2 separate regions of the Homo sapiens genome follow, and region 2 is linked to region 1. Evidence: chromatin loops called from intact Hi-C (ENCODE). Cell type or tissue: HCT116. All regions are shown on one strand. Links, peaks and the distances in the headings refer to the core of each region. The heading gives the core; the rest is flanking DNA.

Region 1 (8,333 bases), core at 235-8,234:
ATCTACCTGTTCTGATTCTCTTTTATTAAGCAGACTCTTAGCTATTTGATATGTTCTGCATGGAAGACACAACCTGAATATTTCTGTATGTTTCTCTTCAACTTCTGATTTTGCAATATTCTTTCCTTAGGGACTTCTTGAAGAGAGCTCACAGGGAAAATTACTACCCCCAGGACTCCATCAGATTTTCATGTCAGTTAGGAACTTTGGCAGTAGTTTTAACAGTTCCTCGTTGTGAATATGATCACTTTGTTAGAACAACTCCTTCCTGCTTCCTCCAATGCTTTAGAAACTCTTCCTTCGTGTTATATTCAATAGGAAAATGAGCAACAGTTCAGCTGTTACGCATACAGTGATCTTTATCATTCTTATTCATAAGTAAAGCAAAAACTGTTAAGATGAGTAGACATATAATAACCAAAGAAAACTTACATATACAACAAAACAATAATATTTTTAAAATGGGGTGTAAAAGAAATATTTTCTTTGCAAAAGTGACCCCTTAGTATAGTGATTAGTAAATTATCACTTCTTCCAGCTCACAAAAAATAATCCCAACTTCCAGCTGAAATAAAAATCGCATTTATTTTGCTAATCTACATAAAAATCGTTTAAATTTGTTTCAGTGAAATAAGACTAGAAACAAAATTGTGGGATGTATTTTTATGGAATTTTGCAAACTTAAATGCAAAGAAGTCACAAATCTAAATATTATAGAGTTTGATCTATTATGAGTTTGTAACAAAAATAAGATATATAGTGTTCTTTTTTATATTTTAGCAATTTTAAAATGTAATACGATCTTCATTGTATCATGATTTAGTAACTTTGCCTAACTTGTTTAAACGTAACTGAAAACTGAGAAAGAGGGTTTTTTTAAATCAAATGTTTGGATGAATATTTGAGTATAGTATGAAAATCTCATACAAATAAATAAGATTTTCAGACAAGGTTACCTTTTTCTTTTTCTTTCTTTTTTTTCTTTACAGATAGAGTCTTTTTAAAATTATTATTATACTTTAAGTTCTGGGATACATGTGGAAGGTGCAGGTTTGTTACATAGATATATACACGTGCCATGGTGGTTTGATACACCCATCAACCCGTCATCTACATTAGGTATTTCTCCTAATGCTCTCCCTCCCCTAACCCCCCAACCCCCAATAGGCCCCAATGTATGATGTTCCCCTCCCTGTGTCCACGTGTTCTCATTGTTCAGCTCCCACTTATGAGTGTGAACAAGCGGTGTTTGATTTTCTGTTCCTGTGTTAGTTTGCTGAGAATGATGGTTTCCAGCTTCATCCATGTCCCTGCAAAGGACATGAACTCATCCTTTTTTATAGCTGCATAGTATTCCATGGTGTATACGTGCCACATTTTCTTTATCCAGTCTATCATTGATGGGCATTTGGGTTGGTTCCAAGTCTTTGCTATTGTGAATAGTGCTGCAGTAAACGTATGTGTTCATGTGTCTTTATAGTAGAATTATTTATTTATTTATTTATTTATTTATTTATTTATTTATTTTTGAGACAGAGTCTTGCTCTGTCACCCAGGCTGGATGGAGTGCAGTGGCGCGATCTCAGCTCACTGCGAGCTCTGCCTCCTGTGTTCATGCTATTCTCCTGCCTCAGCCTCCAGAGTAGCTGGGACTACAGGTGCCAGCCACCACACCTGGCTCACTTTTTGTATTTTTAGTAGAGACGGGGTTTCACCATGTTAACCAGGCTGGTCTTGATCTTCTGACCTCGTGATCCGCCCACCTCGCCCTCCCAAAGTGCTGGAATTACAGGCGTGAACCACCGCCCCCGACCAGTAGAATGATTTATAATCCTTTGGGTATATACCCAGTAATGGGATGGCTGTGTCAAATGGTATTTCTGGTTTTAGATCCTTGAGGAATCACCACACTGTCTTCCACAATGGTTGAACTGATTTACACTCCCACCAACAGTGTAAAAGCATTCCTATTTTTCCACATCCTCTCCAGCATCGGTTGTTTCCTGACTTTTTAATGATCGCCATTCTAACTGGTGTGAGATGGTATCTCATTGTGGCTTTCATTTGCATTAGAGATAGAGTCTTGCTCTGTCACTCAGGCTGGAGGGCAATGGCATGATCATAGCTCACTGCAGCTACGAACTCTTGGACTCAAGTTATCCTCTCGCCTCAACCTCTTCTGTAGCTGGGACTACAGGCGTGTGCCACCATGCCCGGCTAATTTTTTAAATTTTTTTGTAGAGGTGGGATCTCACTATGTTGTCCAGGCTGGTCTTGAATTCCTGGCCTCAAGCAGTCCTCTCACCTGGGCCTCCCAAAGTGCTAGGATTACAGTCATGAGCCACAATTACCAGTCTAAGCTTACCTTTTTCAAGAACAATTCAGAAACCTTAAATGTAGATAATACAGTGTTTTTGAATAGGTCTGTAAAAAGAGAGCTTTGTTTAAGATAAAATAAAAATGCACACATATCTTTAAAAATAGCCTTTATTCCCATATTCTTTGCAAGAGTAAATATCTTCCTTTTTCTTTTCTTTTTTCTTTTTTTCTTTTTTTTTTTTCTGTACAGTGTCTCAGTCTGCCACCCAGGCTGGAGTGCAATAGTGCACTCATGGCTCACTGTAGCCTCAAACTCCTGGGATCAAGTGATCGTCCTGCCTCAGCCTCTCAAGTAGCTGGGAATAGAGGTGTATGCCACCATGTCCAGCTGTTTTTTTTTTTTTTTTTTTTTTTTTTGTCAAGATGAGGGTCTTTCTGTGTTGCCCAGGCTGGTCTTGAACTCCTGGCCTCAGGTGACCCTCCTACCCTGGCCTCCCAAAGTGCTGGGATTATAAGCGTGAGCCAGTGTGCCCAGCCTCTTTCCCGTATTGTTTACCAGATGAAACCTACAGCTTAGTCTTTCTAATCTTGACACTTCTCCCTCATTAAACCTGTAATCATTTGATGTAAGTCTTTCCAGCCAAGAGGAAAGGTGAGCAGATGCTTCTATAGAACTCAGTGCTGCAGCCAGTGGGAGTGTTCAGACCAAAAGCAAGAGCCACTCTGCCGTTCTTCCACCTGTTGTGTCTGCTTTTTTCAACATCAGGCCTGTCTTGCTGCCAGCCCCAGTGAAAATCCAGCTGACTCTCAACTTTATCATCATTGGCCATCTTGAGTCATCAATTGGTTTACTGTAGCTGATATGCCTACACTTCCTTCATTTGAACCCAGGTTGAATCATAAATATTTCATTTACTTTAAAGGATTCCAAAGTGTGTGTATAATATCAGATTTTAATTTTTTCCCCACTGCAAGGTGTTAGAGCAGAAATATTATAATACTGAATTAGAGTTCTGAGAAAGCACGGTTCTGGCTGATGCAATGCAGAAACCCAGCTTTTGTTGCAATTTTTCTGGCTTGGTCAAATTACTCACTTGATGTTCTTGGGCAAACTATTTAAAGCATCTCCTTATGATTCTTCAACTGAAAAATGGGGATACTGTAAAATATAAACTGAAAACATGAGGGTATTAGAGGCCCCACAAACACACACACACACACACACACACACACACACACAAAGAGTTCAGCATGTGTCATTATAACAGGAACTTTTTTGAAGAACTTAATTTCTTTGAGACTTAATTCATAACACTGGAACATATAACCTATGCTAGAGATTTCTGTCTTTTCATTTTAGAACTATTCACTTTATGAAATTTCCATAGAGCTCCCAATGTAAATACATTTCCTCTCTCTCTATGGGACAGTCACTATAGAATTATTTCAAATATTTTATGTTTAAGTTAAGTTAACCTTTGTTAAAATGGAAAAGAATGGGAGTGAGCCCCTTTAGTAAGACAAGCTCTTTAGTGCAGATATGGTATCTGGCATAAAGCCAAACCTTCAGGTGCAAGCCTCCTAGGGTGTTCTTAATTGAGCAGCCCTTGCTTAAGAGGTGTGTGTTACCACAGGCTCAGGAGAAGCACAGAAGTTACAGATAAATAAAGATCTTGGAGCTAAATTTATAAAAAGAACCTTAGGGAACTGTATCATCAACCCCCATTGTTTCAGAATGTTGGAGTAAGTTCATAAATCTCACTAATGGAAGCACAAATATTCCTGAACCGTTGCCTACCTTTTATCAATCTGACCATTTTAGGGAAAGATTTTTCACTAAACTAGAGTGGCGGTGCCCACCTTGAAAGGGAAGAGGCCGAGTTGCTTTCCATTTATTGTTCAGACCCCAGGGGAGTGGGGAGGGAGTGGGGGATGCATCCCAGAGGCAGTGAGTGGGGACCTGGGAGGGGACTATTGGGGAACTACTGAGGACAGGGCGAGTGATTGCTGAACCTCTGTGATGAGACACGAAATCTACATTTACTTTGCCTTTAGCCAGCCTCTCCTCCATAAGAACCATACATTCAGTGGTTTTAAGACGAATTGTGAGAGATTATTTCCAAGTTTCTGAAGACCAGTGAAATCTTGGGTGGCTACTACAGGACTCCACCAAGCCTTGAACCTGGGGCTGCAATGCAAAAAGAGTTCATAAAATGCAGCAGCAATGTAAACTCAAAAATAGTATGAGGAGAAAAGAAAACAGTACTCTTAAGGATGTTTTTCTTTTAATATTGTTGTTTGGTATTTCTAAGTATACTTTTCTTTACTGGTGTTGATTTGATTGACTTATTTCCTTTGCGTTAACAAAAGGGTGCTTGTCCAGACTGGTGCCTGAGTCCTCTCTTCCCAAGGGCATACCCCCATGGGAAAGCAGCTTTGTGCAGAATAAGCCACCATGTGACCTGCACTGCCACCTACTGGTATTTATCTCAAACTGCAGCTCAGGCTAACAGACCTGGGTTTGTATAATATGATTAGCCTGGGAATTACAAAATATTTGCAAACTCTGCATCCAACAAAGGTCTAATATCCAGAATTATAAGAAACTCAAACAAATCAACAAGCGAAGGGTGAACGACCCCATTAAAAATGGGCAAAGGACATGAGCAGACATTTCTTGAAAGAAGATATACACGTGGGCAACAAACATGAAAAAATGCTCAACATCATTATCATCAGAGAAATGCAAATCAAAACCTCAGTGAGATACCATATCATATCAGAGGAATGGCTATTATTAAAAGGTAAAAAAACAACAGATGCTGGTCAGGCTACGGAGAAAAGGGGACGCTTATACACTGCTGGTGGGAATGTAAATTAGCTCAGCCATTGTGGAAAGCCGTTTGAAGATTTCTCAAAAAACTTAAAACAGAATTAGCATTTGACCCAGCAAACCCATTACTGTGTGTATATCCAAAGGAAAATAGATTATTGTACCAAAAAGATATATGCACGCGTATGTTCATTGCAGCACTGTTCACGATAGCAAAGACATGAAATCAACCTAAGGTGACCATCAGTGGTGGACTGGTTAAAGCAAATGTGGTACATATACACTATGGAACACTATGCAGCCATAAAAAGGGTAAAATTATGTCCTTCACAGCAACATGGATGTAGCTGGAATCCGTAATCCTAATTGAATTAATGCAGAAACAGAAAACCAAATACATCATGTTCTCACTTACCAGTGGGAACTAAACATTAACCACATATGGACATAAACATGGGAAAAATGGAGACACTGCAGACTACTAGAGGTGGTAGGGAGAGAGCAGGCAAGGGCTGAAAAACCGCCTATTGGGTACTATGCTCACCACCTGGGTGTAATATACTCATGTAACAAATCTGCACATGTAGTCCCTGTGTCTAAAGTAAAAGTTATTTTTTTTAAATGCAAAAATAGCAGACCATACCCAGAGTGAGTAAGAATTTTGGAGATGTTCTAGCCATTGGTTCAATCCCTTAATTTTACTTCTGGCACACTGAGAGCAGAGAAGAAAGATACACCATGCACATGGTCCAAAGAGAAACAAAGCCTGCCATTAGGTAAAGCTGGAAGGACAGGTTTTTTAATCCATAACGTACCATCGTAGTAGGAAAAAGTCCAGCATGAATTGAACTCAAGTTTTATTTGTGCAGAGGAGACTGGGCATTTTAAAGCAAGAGCGAGAGAAGAGAGCATGGGTGACGGGGGATCAGTCTGGTCAGAGAAGTGGAAAATTACAAAAAGCAGGAAATCGGGGATTGGTCCGTGTGAAACCCACATTGTTTTGTTAACTGGAGCTTGTCAAGATGAGGCCCTTACCCTCCCACAGAGGCTAGGAGATGGGAGCCCTCTCTCCAGGGGTTGGCTGGAGCAAACAGTAGACTCCTTGGGCAGCCTGCAGTGTCCTCAGGCAGGCACTGAAGCCGAGCCGGGGTCGGGGTCGTCCCTGGGGATGCAGCTTTCAACTGTGAGAAACGAACTTAGTGTTTGGAGGCCACTACAAACATGTCTGTATAGACCGAGGCCAAGGCCAGGGTAAGAATGGGCTCAGAGAAGCCTGGCTAAATTTCAAAGACAGAATCTTTGTCAACATTTATTAAAGCGAATGTGCACCTTTTGAATAAGACAGTCTGTCTTTTCACTTAACAAAAAAGTTTTGAATTCTAGACATTATACTGTATGAGAACCTCAGAAATATTTTGATTCTACCCTTTAGTAATCCATAATTATAGAAAACAAATTACTCAGGCAGACATGTTAGATATAGTCTCATCGATAGTAACCCTGAAAAGAAATATTAATTTATTCTAGAGGTTCAATAATACGTTTGAATTCCAGCCTCAAAAAAAAAAAAAAAACCATTGCAAAGGAAGATCCACATCTATATGAAAGCAGTAGTAATCTGAGAGTCAAGCATTGAATTTGCAAGTCAGGCAGAGATGACTTGCCTAGTAAATTTACAGAAAAAGAAAACCATAAGTAGCAGAATTGTTGAACGTAACTTCTGAAGAAATACTGTAAACGGCAGGAACTCCTGTGAAGTGGCTGGGGATGACCAGCTCTGTCTGTTGACAGGGGCTTACCAACAGGTGTACTGGGTATACTAGGAGGTTCTTAGAGAAGCAGCAACACATATTCACATACTAATATTGTTACTCAAAATCTGTAACTTTATTTCAGATGATTTACATCTAAGTGGTAAGAAAAAATAGCTTTAGGGTGGGAGGGATGCATGTTTTATGGTTTAATAATACAATTCTAGAAGTTTCACTTGTAGATTCTACTGCAGAACTTGCCTCTGGTACCTGATTTGTCAGTGTTATATGCTATCGGTATACTGAATCTACTGAGTTTATTACCTCTATCTTACTTTATACAGAAGGAAGGAAGGGAGGAAGAGAAGAGGGTGGGAAGGAGAGAGGGATAAAGGAAGGAAGGGAGGAAGAAGAGAAGGAAGGGAGAGAAGGGTAGGGGAGGGCAGAGGAGAGGAGGGGAGGAGAGGGGAGGAGAGCAGAGGGGAGGGGAGGAGGAGAGGGGAGGGGAGGAGAGGAGAAGGGAGGGGAGGAAGGGGGGGAGAGGGGAGGGGAGGAGAGGAGAGGAGGAGAGGAGAGGGGAGGGGAGGAGAGGAGAGGGGAGGGAAGGAGAGGAGAGGGGAGGAGAGGAGAGGAGAGGAGGAGAGGAGAGGGGAGGGGAGGAGAGGAGAGGGGAGGAGAGGAGAGGAGAGGGGAGGGGAGGAGAGGAGAGGAAAGGGAAAGAAAAGCACATTCTTTTCATTCCTGAATTTGTCAGTCTTTGCCCATCAAATTAACAGGTTACAGTACTATAAATAAAATTCCTTGATTCCATCCTTGCTTTAGACTAAAGTTGTATTATCATTGATGACTCCAATAGGAACACTTTATTACTAAGAAGCAAGAATAGCGCCTCTGCTTATGATTTTGAATTAACTCATTAGATACCCACATTTGCCCCATACTATGCACTTAGACACACTGATTCTACAATCAAAATCTTTCTCTATTGCTCCGATAATAAGCTACAAAACTCTGAAAACAGTGTGATATATTTTAGGCCTCTAAGCTGAAGCGTATACATCTAAAAGCTGACATATCTAGCTGAATGATTTATACATTCACTTTTCAGACTGGCTTTATGCCCAAGCAAGAGAGGGCCTGGATATGCCCAATGCCATGTGCAAAGCACTCATTTTAAACTAGCAAGTCATTATGAAGCATGTATATTTCTATTTCTCACTGTTCCAGCACTTTGTGTGGAAGGTTACCACAAAGATAGATCACATCAGAGAGTTTTAAGAAAGTATTTGGGGCCATTTAAAGTCAATGGCACGCTGCAGAATTATATGAGTTCCTGTGGGAGCCTGCTCTTCAGCAGCGAAGTTTGTGGTTTTTGCTAATTCTGGAAATAAATGGATGGCTCCTTTGGCATTTTTAGACATTCCCATCAC
Region 2 (8,333 bases), core at 40-8,039, 390 kb before region 1:
CAGTTCTGAGTACTGTAGGCAACTGTAACACAACAGTAAGTATTTGCATATAAACATATCCAAACAGAAGAAATACTGTACAAAAGATAAAAAATGGTACACCTGTGTAGGCACATTCCCATAATGGAGCTCACAGTACTGGTAGTGGCTCTGGATGAGTGAGTGAGTGAGTGTTGAGTGAATGAAGGCCTGGGACGCCACTGTACACAACTGTAGGCTTTATAAGCACTGTACACTTAGGCAAATTTTAGAACTTATTTAAAAATTTGTCTTTCCTGAATAATAAATTAACCTTAGCTTACTGTAACTTTTTAAATTCATTTATTTATTTACTTTTTTTTTTGAGACAGAGTTTCCCTCTTGTTGCCCAGGCTGGAGTGCAACAGCGTGATCTCCGCTCACAGCAACCTCCGCCTCCCAGGTTCAGCCGATTCTCCCGCGTCAGCCTCCTGAGTAGCTGGGATTACAGGCATGTGTCACCACGCCCAGCTAATTTCGTATTTTTAGTAGAAATGAGGTTTCTCCACGTTGGTCAGGCTGGTCTCCAACTCCCGACCTCAGGCGATCCGCCTGCCTCAGGCTCTCAAAATGCTGGGATTACAGGCGTGAGCCACCGCGCCCAGACTCTTTTTAACTTTATAAACTTAAAAATGTGCAAACTTCCTGACTCTTTTGTAATAACACTTAGCTTAAAACACAAACATTTTTTCACCTGTACAAAAATATTTTTTCTTTATATTCTTATTCTGTAAAATTTTGTCTGTTTAAAAACTTTTACGTTAAAAACGAAGAGACAAACACACACATGAGCCTAGGCCTACACAAATTCAGGATCATGAAGATGTCACTAGGCCATGGGGATTTTTCAGCTCTTTTATAATCTTATGGGACCACCATAGTACGTGGGGTTGCTCACTGACTGAAACGGCCTTATATGGAACTTGACTGTACATGGAAAACATACTGGTAAAAGCGGATGTGGACGAAATCTTCATATACATTTAGTATTCGTTCTAGGTGCTGAACTTAGGGAAAAAGATGCAAAGTTCCTCGTTAACACAAAGTTTGGTGTGGGACAGACAGTAAAGGGCAAATAAACAAAAAATGTCAGATTGAGAAAAATGCTATTAAAAAAAAGGTCGGGGCGGGGTGGGACCGGGAGCGGTGGCTCACGCTTGTAATCCCACCACTTTGGGAGGCCGAGGCGGGCGGATCACGAGGTCAGGAGATCGAGACCATCCTGGCCAACATGGTGAAACCCTATTAAAAATAAAAAAAATTAGTCGGGCGTGGTGGCGGGCGCCTGTAGTCCCAGCTACTCGGGAGGCCGAGGCAGGAGAATCGCTTGAACCTAGGAGGCGGAGGTTGCAGTGAGCCGAGATCGTGCCACTGCACTCCAGCCCAAGCGACAAGAGCAAAACTCTGTCTCAAAAAAAAAAAAAAAAAAAAAAGAATATGAGAGGGGAAGTAACCGAGGACGCCACCTTCATCATGAATGTCTGGAAAAGGCCCCCAAGGAGGGGGCCATCGGAGCCAGATGTGGGCAGGAGGAAAAGTGCACGGGGGTGGGAAGAGACGAGCGAAGCCTGCTGGTTCCAGGCTGCCGGCGCTCCCCGGGGGCTGCAGGCCATGCTCCATGCTCCACGCTCCATGCTCCATGCTCCACGCTCCACGCTCCATGCTCCATGCTCCCTACAGCTATGGCGGGCAGGAAGGTGGGGGCTGGGGCGAGGCCCAGGCGCGGGGCTGACGGTGAGCCCCGGGACCATTTGCATTTCATCCCAGGTCCCAAGGAAACCATTACAGGGCTTCCAACAAGCAAACAGCAAGTTTTTTTAGGTTAGAAGATGGGCCGGACAGCTGCATGGAGAATGGATTTGGGGAGAACAGAAAAATCTATTAGATTTGGGAATCCCGCGAAGGGCTGCCAGGGGTTTGGAGCAGATGGCGGCAGAGGAGATGAAATGCAGGGAGAGCGGGAAAACAGGAGAAAGAACCACCCCCTCGCCCTGCAGCTCGCCGGTGGATTGGATGAAGAGCGGAAGGGAAACAGGAATCAAGAATGAGTCTCGCCCGGCGCGGTGGCTCACGCCTGTAATCTCAGCACTTTGGGAGGCTGAGGCGGGCGGATCATCTGAGGTCACGAGTTCGAGACCAGCCTGACCAACATGGTGAAACCCCGTCTCTACTAAAATACAAAAATTAGCCGGGCGCAGTGAAGGGCGCCTGTAATCTCAGCTACTTGGGAGGCTGAGGCAGGAGAATCCCTTGAACCCGGGAGACGGAGGTTGCAGTGAGCCGAGATCGCGCCATTGCACTCCAGCCTGGCAACAGAGCGAGACTGTCTCCAAAAAAAAAGAAAAAAGAAAAGAAAGAGTCTCCTAGGTTTTTTGCTAGAGTAATTTGAGTTGGGGGTATTGCCATCTCCAGAGATAAGAGGAGAGGAAAAGAAAGGGAAGAGACTGGTGTCTTGATCACAATGTAAGCATGTTAATATAGAAAAGACTTAGCCAGATATTGTAAGGAAACATATTTACATGAAGTTTTGAAATAAAATAAAAAATGCAATTTAGGAAATCACCGCCAGACACTTGCTTTCTTGAGAGTGTATTACTTGCCCATCTGCCCGTTTTCAACATTTGAGGCCAGTGGCCAGCCACGGGTCACCGCAGGGCGAGGGCTACAAGTCTCCCGGCGAGGCCGGCTCCGGCCTGGTCCCAGGATGAGAACACGCTTCCCCTCCCTGACTATCTAACCCCTTTGACCGACACATTCCAAGTAGTGAGCAACACAACCCCCTTCTCCCCATTTGAAAAAAGTTCCATGAAACAAGACTCACCCCTGTTACCGCGAAGCACTCTGCTATTTCCAATGCCACCTCCTCCCAAACGTAAAACAAAGGAGAAACTGCAGTGGAAACGTGGACTGCCCTGCGCCCCCTCCCAAGACCCACCCTCCGGACTGACGCGGTCTAATCAGGCTACAGCCACCCATCAGCTCCGCCAGGGTTAGGGAGGGCGTGGCCGGCCCCGCCCTGGGGCGCCGCCCTGGAGCCACCTGGCCCGCGCGTTCACTCTCTGCCCGGAGCCGCCTGGCACCTGGGCGGCGCGCTCACCCTCAGCCCGGGGCCCCCAGGCACCCGGCCCGCACGCAAACCCTCAGCCCGGGGCCCCCTGACCCCCGCGTTCACCCCTCAGCCCGGCCGCCGGGCACTGCGCATCCGCCACGTGGCAGCGCCTCCAGAGCCCAGACGCCCGGCGTTGGCACGTGGTGAGCGCTCAATAAATGTCTGTTGAACAAATACGCGTGGGTGTAATCACATTTACCCTTTTAGGCCGGACGCGGTGGCTCACGCCTGTCGTCCCAGCACTTTGGGAGGCCGAGACGGGGGGATCACATGAGGTCAAGCGTTCGAGACCAGCCTGGCCAACATGGCGAAACCCCGTCTCTACCGAAAAATACAAAAATTAGCCAGGCATGGTGGTGCTCGCCTGTAATCCCAGCTACTCAGGAGGCTGAGGCAGGAGAATCGCTTGAACCCGGGATGCGGAGGTTGCAGTGAGCCGAGATCGCGCCACTAAGCTCCAGCCTGGGTGATAGAGCGAGGCTCCATCTCAATAGAACAAAACAAAACATTTACGCTTTTGCAGATCGAGGAAAAAAATCAAGCGGAGGAGGCAGTTTTTACCCCCCGAAATAGAGGTTGACTCGAACGCAAACCCCCACACCTTTCCCACCCCACCCTACCCCCAGTTGTTTCAAACACCCCCAGTGTTTGTTTTCTTTTTTCTTTTTCTGGCCATTAATGTGACTGTATTGCTAAAGGCAACACAACTCACTTTGAAAGCAATGGTCAGTCAACGCTCACTATTGGCTACAGTCTAGTGAAATGTAATAGGTCGTATAAGTACACCCAGACCATTAGAACGAAACCCAGATCGATATTTAAAAACCTCCTAAATGTTGACTTGAAGCTTTTCTGCATATATATCTGGGAGCAGTTCTCCACTTTTTTCTTTTTTTAAATCTGTTTCTGAATAAGCTTCAATTTTGAGGTTGGCCAATAAAATATAATTTTCCTTCCTTCCTTCCTTCCTTCCTTCCTTCCTTCCTTCCTTCCTTCCTTCCTTCCTTTCTTTTCTTTCTCTTTTTTTTTCTTTTTTGAGACGGAGTCTTTCTCTGTCCCCCAGGCTGGAGTGCAGTGGCACCGTCTCACCTCACTGCAACCTCCGCCTATTTGGTTCAAGTGATTCTCCTGCCTCAGCCTCCCCAGTAGCTGGGATTACAGGCATGCACCACCACGCACGGCTAATTTAGTATTTTTAGTAGAGACAGGGTTTCTCCATGTTGGCAGGCTGGTCCGACCTCAGGTGATCCGCCTGTCTCGGCCTCCCAAAGTGTTGGGATTACAGGCGTGAGCCACTGCGCCTGGCCAATAGGATATAATTTTCAATGAAGGAAATATTTATTATTCCCTGATCTCCTCCAGTAGGCATAGCAGGACCTCTCCATTTGAAATCCGATTTCAATAAAGCTTCCTTAGTTCCTTACCTTAGAATGTATTATTTGCAGACGAGGGTCAGAAAGCCGATTTACCAGTCAGAAGGACTTCCCTCAACTTCCCTCCTTCTGTCTCTATGGCGCCTTGCTGTGGCCTCTTTAGAAACTACAGGGGAATTCCACCAGCCTTTTTTTTTGTTTCCCTTGGAGATAAAAATGTTAACATTTGGGTTTCGATAAGAAATACTTCAATGAACCGAAGAATGTTGACCAGAACCTTCTTTGTAAGCCTTTAAGTGGCAATGTCATTGAAAGCCCCTTTCCTCACTAGATGGAAACACACACACTTAGCTCAAGCCGAGGATCCTTTCTTTGGGTTGTCGGAAACCACCCTTTATCACTCCCTTAACCATTCACACAGTGCATCCCATAAACTAGATTGATTTATAATCGCCTCCCCTACCACTGATTCCATTTGATCGCTTGGGTGTGGCTCTGTTTGGGCATTAGAGACAGCATGTTTAGAAAATCTAATTTTACATTTCACACTCCACCTCTTCCATAGATTATTTTTGCTCCCATTATCGTTTAGCTTTCCTTTCCATGGGCCTGAAGAAGAAACCAAAACGAATGAACTCATCTGTTGTGATATGAACTCAGCTCAAAGGAAATTGAATTTCTCCTAAATGAGCTCGAGAACCAATTAAACCGTGAAACAGAAGTGGGCTGTCTTGAAATTGACCACAAAGAGGTTATGCATAGAAAAAGTGTTGTCCATTGCTGGAATTTTAGTCATAGTGATTCTTCTGCCAGTAACATCATGGTCACTTAAAACACTTGTATTTCGACCATTTTATCTGTGTTACAAATCAATATTTTCCTTAAAACCCTTAAAATGCAAAAACTATAGATATGCATTAATTCACTCTATACAGATTTGAGTTTCTCCCCTACACAGGCGGAGGTTCTAGGCCCTGGTGGATACGTATTCCTGGCCTCCTGGGGTTTGAATGCGGAATGGCCAGGTCAGAACAGGAGGGTAAGAACTAGATTGAGGTGAGTAACTCACTTGTAAACAAAACACCCTCAGTAATCAGTATTAGTAATATTTTAACCTGGCATGTAAAAGAATCAAAATCAACGCAACAATTTATAGAGAACAAAATATCCACATTGTAAATAAAGACAGTCAGAGGATACCAGCCAAATAATCATGATTGTAAGTGTCACAATGCAGCTATTATTAGCACAATGAAGGAGAGGTGCGTGGTGCTGTGGGAGCCACATAGGAGAGCCGGGAAGTTAGGGGAGGTTTCCCTGATCTGCAGGAATCAGCGTGGACGGCAGAGCCTCCCTGACAGGAGAGGGAATAGTTATGGAAGGACCTGAGATGAGTGGAGGCGAGTGTGGAGAGGCTATGCAGGCCCAGACTCTGGGACCCCGTAGGCCATGGGAAGAACTTCGATCTTCAGTCCAGGAGCCCTGGGAACGGAATATTGTAAGAAAACATGCCTTATCTATAAATGCTTATTAACCTTAAACTTGTAAAACATTATTTCATTATTAGAGCTTCAGCTTATTTCTATTTGATTTAGCTAATATAAATTGAATACACGCACAGTCTCATTTTATCTGAAATCAAATTTCTAAAATAGTTATTATTACTGTTATTATAATTTCATTTGCGTTTTAAAATAACCCCGAGGCACAAAGAAACTTTATACAGGAATAAGTTTCTAAACTCAGATTAGAACCCAAGTGTTGGCTGGGCGTGGTGGCTCATGCCTGTAATCCTAGCACTTTTGGAGGCCGAGGCCAGCACATTGCCTAAGCTCAGGAGTTGGAGACCAGCCTGGGCAACATGGTGAAACCCCCTGTCTCTAATAAAATTAAAAAAAAAAAAAGAAAAAAAAAAAGTCAGTCGTGGTGGCGGGCGTCTGTAGTCCCAGCTACTCGGAAGGCTGAGGCAGGAGAATTGCTTGAACCCAGGAGGCAAGGGTTGCAGTGAGCCGAAATTGTGCCGCTGCACTGCAGCCTGGGCGACAGGGCGAGACTCCATCTCCAAAGACAAACGAAAAAAATGAAACAAAAATCCCTCTCCCTCTCTCCCTCTCCCCACGGTCTCCCTCTCCCCACGGTCTCCCTCTCCGTCTCCCTCTCCCCACGGTCTCCCTCTCCCCACGGTCTCCCTCTCCCCACGGTCTCCCTCTCCCTCTCCCCACGGTCTCCCTCTCCCTCTCTTTCCACGGTCTCCCTCTGATGCCGAGCCGAAGCTGGACTGTACTGCTGCCATCTTGGCTCACTGCAGCCTCCCTGCCTGATTCTCCTGCCTCAGCCTGCCGAGTGCCTGCGATTGCAGGCGTGCGCCGCCACGCCTGACTGGTTTTCGTATTTTTTTGGTGGAGACGGGGTTTCGCTGTGTTGGCCGGGCTGGTCTCCAGCTCCTAACCGCGAGTGATCCGCCAGCCTCGGCCTCCCGAGGTGCCGGGATTGCAGACGGAGTCTCCTTCACTCAGTGCTCAATGGTGCCCAGGCTGGAGTGCAGTGGCGTGATCTCGGCTCGCTACAACCTCCACCTCCCAGCCGCCTGCCTTGGCCTCCCAAAGAGCCGAGATTGCAGCCTCTGCCCGGCCGCCATCCCATCTGGGAAGTGAGGAGTGTCTCTGCCCGGCCGCCCCTACTGGGAAGTGAGGAGCCCCTCTGCCCGGCCACCACCCCGTCTGGGAGGTGTGCCCAGCAGCTCATTGAGAACAGGCCATGATGACCATGGCGGTTTTGTGGAATAGAAGGGGGGGAAAGGTGGGGAAAAGATTGAGAAATCGGATGGTTGCTGTGTCTGTGTAGAAAGAAGTAGACATAGGAGACTCCATTTTGTTCTGCACTAAGAAAAATTCTTCTGCCTTGGGATCCTGTTGATCTGTGACCTTACCCCCAACCCTGTGCTCTCTGAAACATGTGCTGTGTCCACTCAGGGTTGAATGGATTAAGGGTGGTGCAAGATGTGCTTTGTTAAACAGATGCTTGAAGGCAGCATGCTCCTTAAGAGTCATCACCACTCCCTAATCTCAAGTACCCAGGGACACAAACACTGCGGAAGGCCGCAGGGTCCTCTGCCTAGGAAAACCAGAGACCTTTGTTCACTTATCTGCTGACCTTCCCTCCACTATTGTCCTGTGACCCTGCCAAATCCCCCTCTGCGAGAAACATCCAAGAATGATCAATAAAAAAAAAATAAAAATAAAAAAATAAAAAATAAAAAAATAAAAAAATAAATGAAACAAAAACAACAACAAAAGAACCCATCTTGCTCCTTTGATATGCGTCACTGTGGTCTAATATAGTATTTTACATTAAGGTATTTTGCAAACTCTGTAGTTGTATTTTTCATTTAAGAAATCTCTCCATGTTATTATTGGCTATGATTTGTAATGCCTTTTTACATGCTTGTTTGATCTTGATAGCACCTTAGGGATTGTTATTATCCATTTTATAGATGAGGAAATGTGAAGTCAGTAGTGACAAATGCCTTATTCAAAGCCCTATAGGTATTAGTTTACAGAGCAGAGTTTAGAACCCAAATCTTGCTATCCTGATACAAAATGTAAAGATAAAGTTAATTTGCCAAGTTCAGTCAGTTGTTTAAAGAGCTTGTTTTTTGTTTTTTTGTTTTTTGTTTTTTGTTTTGGATGGACTCTGGCTCTGTCTCCCAGGCTGGAGTGCAATGGCACAATCTCGGCTCACCGCAACCTCCGCCTCCCTGCCTCCTGGATTCAAGCGATCAAGCGATTCTCCTGCCTCAGCCTCCCGAGTAGCTGGCACTAACAGGCGCCCGC

What was found. A loop is a pair of places that touch in the nucleus more often than their neighbours do. Peaks named below come from ENCODE experiments on the same cell type or tissue, not always from the same donor. Only the 100,000 strongest peaks of a DNase experiment are listed, where the experiment ranks them.
Region 2: a loop joins it to region 1, with 5 times the contacts of the local background. A loop is called at or near these places in 2 of 110 quality-filtered maps.

Annotation. Positions count from the first base shown.
Region 1 is chr4:187,603,150-187,611,482 of GRCh38, reverse strand. The region is part of intron 2 of LINC02492 (long intergenic non-protein coding RNA 2492); the gene reads left to right. All of the region lies in intron 1 of LOC105377604 (a long non-coding RNA gene), which reads left to right. Among named protein-coding and RNA genes, the nearest start is that of LINC02492, 65 kb to the left of the region's middle. RefSeq lists an enhancer at 8,250-8,333. In HCT116, for the core only: a CTCF peak has its summit at 4,786 (motif pointing left); a DNase peak (open chromatin) is centred at 4,762.
Region 2 is chr4:187,990,347-187,998,679 of GRCh38, reverse strand. ZFP42 (ZFP42 zinc finger protein) reads right to left here and starts at 2,909. Exons shown (of 4, transcript NM_174900.5): 1 at 2,840-2,909. LOC124900881 (a long non-coding RNA gene) reads left to right here and starts at 5,801. Exons shown (of 3, transcript XR_007058513.1): 1 at 5,801-5,998. RefSeq lists enhancers at 1,851-2,145, 1,760-2,741, 2,742-3,721. In HCT116, for the core only: a CTCF peak has its summit at 4,652; a DNase peak (open chromatin) is centred at 4,659; H3K27ac peaks cover 260 bases.